Linked DNA regions of Mus musculus: region 2 is linked to region 1. A link is a loop called in an ENCODE intact Hi-C map of the cell type or tissue named here. Cell type or tissue: heart. All regions are shown on one strand.

Region 1 (2,500 bases):
TGTGAAGAGACACTATGACCAAGATTCTGCAAGTCCCTGTACCTTTTCCTCTGTTAGCTCCCCACGCCCTCACCTCCAGGTTCTGGAAGTGGGATTATAGGGTATGGACTTCCTGACAGGCCCCGGGTAGGACTGAAGTCAGATGAGATGACATCTGTTACAGTAAATCTCCAACCCCAATAAGCATAGAACACACAACTCAGTTATAATATTTATAAGCTGCACGCCTAGATTGGGCAGATCTACCACTACACTACTCTATTCCTCAGCTATGAGATCTCTTGCTACTTGTGGCTTTTCCAGGCCCCATGGTCCTGCTCCATCTTCTGCCCATCGTCTCTTCCTCCATCTTCCTCTGTCTCCTCGTCTGACTCTCTCCTTCTTCTCTTCCCCCTCTCTGAAACCTCCAGCCCTACCTTTCCCTTCCACTGCCTAGTCACAGGCTCTAGCCTTTATTTGACCAGTTAAACTGGGAAGAAGGTTCACATGAAATCACCTGAGTACGTGATCCACCTCTCAAGAGGGCAGCCCCTCCTGAGGAAGCAGAATTGACATCAAAATGCAAACAGCACCAGGGCAATCCACAACAGAAATCATGGGTCAAAAAATGTTTCCCAAGGGGGTTGAGATGTGTCCTTTCATTTTCAATGCAGTCTATAACTAGTCCTGGTTTGTGAAACTGTAGAAAATGACATGTTTAGACGGGAGAGGAGAAAAGCCATACTTGGCCACAGACTGTAGGCCTTAAGTGTGGGTCACTGATTCATAACTTTTGCTTGTTTTTATTGTTGTTGTTTGTTTGTTTTTATGAAACAGTTCTCAGTGTAATCCTGGTTATCCTCGAACTCATCTATTGACCAGGCTGGCCTCGAACTCAAAGATGCCCCTGCTTCTGCACTGGAATTAAAAGCATGCACCACCATTCCCAGCGATTTTTACCATTCCAATTTGAAATGTCTACGTATGCGAAGAATCCCGTTGGTCTGGGGATGTGGCTCAGTGGTTAAGAGCACTGACTGTTCTTTTGAAGATCCTCAGTTAGACTCCCAGGAGCCACAGCGCAACTCACAACTGCCCTTTAACTCCAGTTCTGCCTTAATTTTCTCTGACTTTTTTGTTTGTTTGTTTCTTCGAGACAGGGTTTCTCTGTGTAGCCCTGACTGTCCTGGAACTCACTCTGTAGACCAGGCTGGCTTTGAACTCAGAAATTTGCCTGCCTTTGCCTCCCAAGTGCTGGGATTAAAGGCGTGCGCCACCATGCCCGGCCCTTCTCTGACTTTTAATCAACCTCAAGATTCCTGCCTCTAAAAATAAAAAGAAATGAGAAGGGCAGGGGCCAGCTGTGAACAAAAGGTAAACAGCCCTGACAGGGACCGGCTCCAAGCCATCTCAGTCTCTGAGAGGTATTTGTCTTGGCTTCGGTTGGGTTTGAGACAGCATCTTGGAGTGGAGCCCTGGCTCACTTCTCCTTTCCAGGATCTGCTTGCTGTAACCTCCTGAAGTCTTGAGATGACAGCTATGTGCCACATCACCCCGCTCCGTCCCTGAAGCTGCAGTCAAGCCATCCCAAAGGATCTGGAAGAAGCAAACCTAGATGCTTTCTGCAAGAAGACATCAGAGCTCTCCAAGAGGTAGCCTTTCACCCTGAAGAGGCGAATGACATAAACAAAACCCAGCAAAAAACGTTATGCAATAGAACTAACCCCACCCTGGCTCTAAAGGCTGGGATTATAATGAGCAGAACACAGTCTGTGTTTTCTGTGTTCAAAAGCAAGACTGAGCATTTTGGTGAAGATTTGGGAAGAATAAAAAGCAGTTGAACCGGGCAGTGGTTGCAAATGCCTTTAATCCCAGCACTTGGGAGACAGAGGCAGGCGGATTTCTCAGTTCGAGGCCAGCCTGGTCTACAGAGTGAGTTCCAGGACAGCCATGGCTATACAGAGAAACCCTGTCTCAAAAAAACAAAAAATAAATAAATACCAAAAAAAAGCAGTCTGAAATAGAAAATCTAGAATCCAAAAGTACAAGCTAATGTTAAGTCATTGATGGTTTTCCCTTGGGGAGCTCTAGAGAGGTTCTAAATTAGAAAATAACTTCCAAAATATCCAGAACTGGTGCAGAGATTAAAAAAAAGAAGAAAGAAAGAAAGAAAGAAAGAAAGAAAGAAAGAAAGAAAGAAAAATGAGAGCAATAGGAAAGAAAGGGAGAGTTTCTAAAGGGCGTGGTTAGTTCTAATATACCTGGGGTTCAACTGCCACTAAGGTAGATAAGGGGGGTAGGGGTGGGAGAGATTCGAAGAGCTAATAGCAAAACAGAAGAAAGCCATCAAGCCACACATTCCAGGAGGGAATCCAAAAAAGATTTCAAGGGGCTCAACTGGGCACCTCATCCAGTATGGCTCCAAAAAGGGACCTGACTGCTGAGGTGTCAAGGGAATGGGAAGGAAAAAAAAAAAAAGATGAACAAGGACAGACCCGCAGACAGAAAGCTAGGATCGTGT
Region 2 (2,500 bases), 56 kb after region 1:
TCTTTCCCCGCTCGGCAAGAACAAAGGGATATCCTCTTCCACCATACCTACTCAGGATTATAACAGAGGCTCTAGTCAGGACACTTAAGCAAGAAAATGAGCCTCTGTGGGAGTTAATGAACTTTCCCCACGCCTGGCATGTAGGGAATGGTCGGCATATATGACGTCATGCATGCTTGACGCAGGTGTGGTCGAAGTCCAGGGCTCTCTATTCAGAATGGCTCCTACCGAGTAGGTTTTCACACCGACCCACTTATCAACTGATCTGTAGCTTCTGCCTTCCTGTTTAGGCAGCGGGTTTGCCACATGAGTCTAAGCAGATGTGTCTGCCCAAAGCAACCATGGGTAGCTATGATCGCAGCCCGGCGCCGTCAGACATTTACATGGAGTGGAGTGTGTGTGTGTGTGTGTAAGAGAGAGGGAGGGAGAGAGGAAAAGAATCTTTCTCCCAGGTGAGAGTCTGTAAATGGCAGCACTGTGTGAGGGCAGGGCAGCTGTGAGTTTCTTCAGCTAAGACTCAATCTGGTTCTCAGGGCCCACTGACAACTCTGCCCGCTTTACAAGGTGACATTAGTAAGCACTCCAGAATCTTACAGTGAAGCCTCTTAGCTAACCATGGCTACACTGGCAACGTCAGGCAGGAAGATAGTCCAATGAGCATTCAAGCAAACCCTTCATTTTATCTCACGATAAACGAAGACTTAGAGATTACAGTACATTGGCAAGAGAGCGGACTTCTGAACTGGGCATTCTGGATTTCAACTCCAGCCCCCACGTACAACATTCCAGATGTACAGCCTAACTGATGGGACTTATATTTATCCTCCTTTTTTGTTTGTTTGTTTGTTTCAAGATAGGGTTTCTCTGTAGAATTCTCCATTTTAATTTTTTTCTTATTTTCTAAGATTTATTTGATGTGTATGAATGTTTTACCTGTAAGTACGCATGTGCACTATGTGTGTGTACCTGGTGCCCCAAGAAGTTAGAAGAGGGCATCGGATCTCCTGCATCTGTAGTTTCCAGATGGTTCTGAACCACCATGTGGGGGCTGGGAATCAAACCATGGTCCTCTGCAAGAGGAGCAAGTGCTTTTACTGCTGAGCCATCTCTCCAACCCAATTTTAAATTATAACAACACACCTTCTCACCGCTCCACAAGACATCCCACACTCCCTTCTGGCTTATTCCCAAAACATTCAACTGGTGTGCTCTGAATACTGACAAACTGGGTCCACCTAGAGATGACTGCATTGACAGCTACAAATACCTGGCACACCTAACACATGGGGGAAGCACACATTCCAGGGATGTCTCCAGTGTGGATTCCACAAAGTGAAGCCCTTCTTCTCATGGCCTGGAGTAGGTCTGTACACTGGCCAGGAGATGACAACTCTGCGATTTCCACTTCCCTAAGCTTTGGTCACAGTTTCACATCTCTCTATTTAGAAGTGACTTTACTGTGCCAGCCTAAGGAACTCAGTGCACACTTCCTGTGCCCAAGGAACAGTTTTGATTATATGCCTCGTGCCACTGAGTCCTCTTGTCAACACTCTAAGATGTGATCCCATTTCACATAGGTAAAATCAACTCTGTCCTGATTCAATGAACCCAGAGTGCCCTATTAAGTCAGAAGGGAACTGCAAATTTAGTAGAAGATACAGGGAGAGGCTAGAAGAGAAAAACAGCGTCCCTTTTGAGAGTGGCCTCATCTCCTGGATCTATAAACTTGGGGTCATTAGAAATCACTTTACCATTTATGCAATTAGGCATGTTTTATTAGTTTCCCCAAAAGATCTCTCCTGACACGCATCAGCTACTGAATTCATATTCTCATATGATATACTCTGATGGTAGTAAGCCAAGTAAAAGGCAGGTGCAAGGAAAATACTAGCCCTTTATATCTGCGGACTTTAGGCAACTGCATCAACTTATTTTTAATCCAATATAATTTCAGTGTTCTTTGACTTGGGCACTGTTATTAGGTTCTGTACACCTGAGCTGTCATATGGGAATTGTCCATTTAGGTTAAATGACTAGGAATTCAGACTAATCTATCGGAAGCTATTAACAACAGTATCTATGGGTGGCTGCATGCAGGTGTGTTACCAGCAGCCAACTCACAAAGGCTTAATCAATATTATTTTAAAGTCGGGCTTGGATAGCCAACATGTGATCCTCTTCTGTAGAGTTGGCTTTACATATAGGAAGGAGGAAAGGTCATTCTTAATTTATATAAACCATTTCTACTTATGGAGTATAAAGAATCAACAGACTCCTTTTCAGAATACCTGGGCAGGAACAGCCTAGAGGGAATTACTGTGAGGAACAACATGTCTCACTCACTTGGGAAATCACACACACAAAGAGGGGAGGGAAGGAGAGAGAAGAAAAGAGGATGGGAGGGAGGGAGGGAGGAAAAAAAGAGAAGGAGGGAGGGAGGAAGGGAAGAACGGAGGGAGGGAAAGAGAGAGAGGGAGGGAGGGAGGGAGGGAGGGAGAGA

What was found. A loop is a pair of places that touch in the nucleus more often than their neighbours do. Peaks named below come from ENCODE experiments on the same cell type or tissue, not always from the same donor. Only the 100,000 strongest peaks of a DNase experiment are listed, where the experiment ranks them.
Region 2: it touches region 1 in a loop (2.2-fold over the local background); 8 of 42 quality-filtered maps call a loop at or near these places.

The regions. Positions count from the first base shown.
Region 1 is chr4:40,783,315-40,785,814 of GRCm38, forward strand. No RefSeq gene overlaps it. Among named protein-coding and RNA genes, the nearest start is that of Gm34213, 12 kb to the left of the region's middle. In heart, no CTCF peak of the experiment used is centred here; a DNase peak (open chromatin) is centred at 1,497.
Region 2 is chr4:40,839,198-40,841,697 of GRCm38, forward strand. The region is part of intron 1 of B4galt1 (UDP-Gal:betaGlcNAc beta 1,4- galactosyltransferase, polypeptide 1); the gene reads right to left. Among named protein-coding and RNA genes, the nearest start is that of Mir5123, 9.7 kb to the right of the region's middle. In heart, no CTCF peak of the experiment used is centred here; DNase peaks (open chromatin) are centred at 274 and 1,404; H3K27ac peaks cover 702 bases.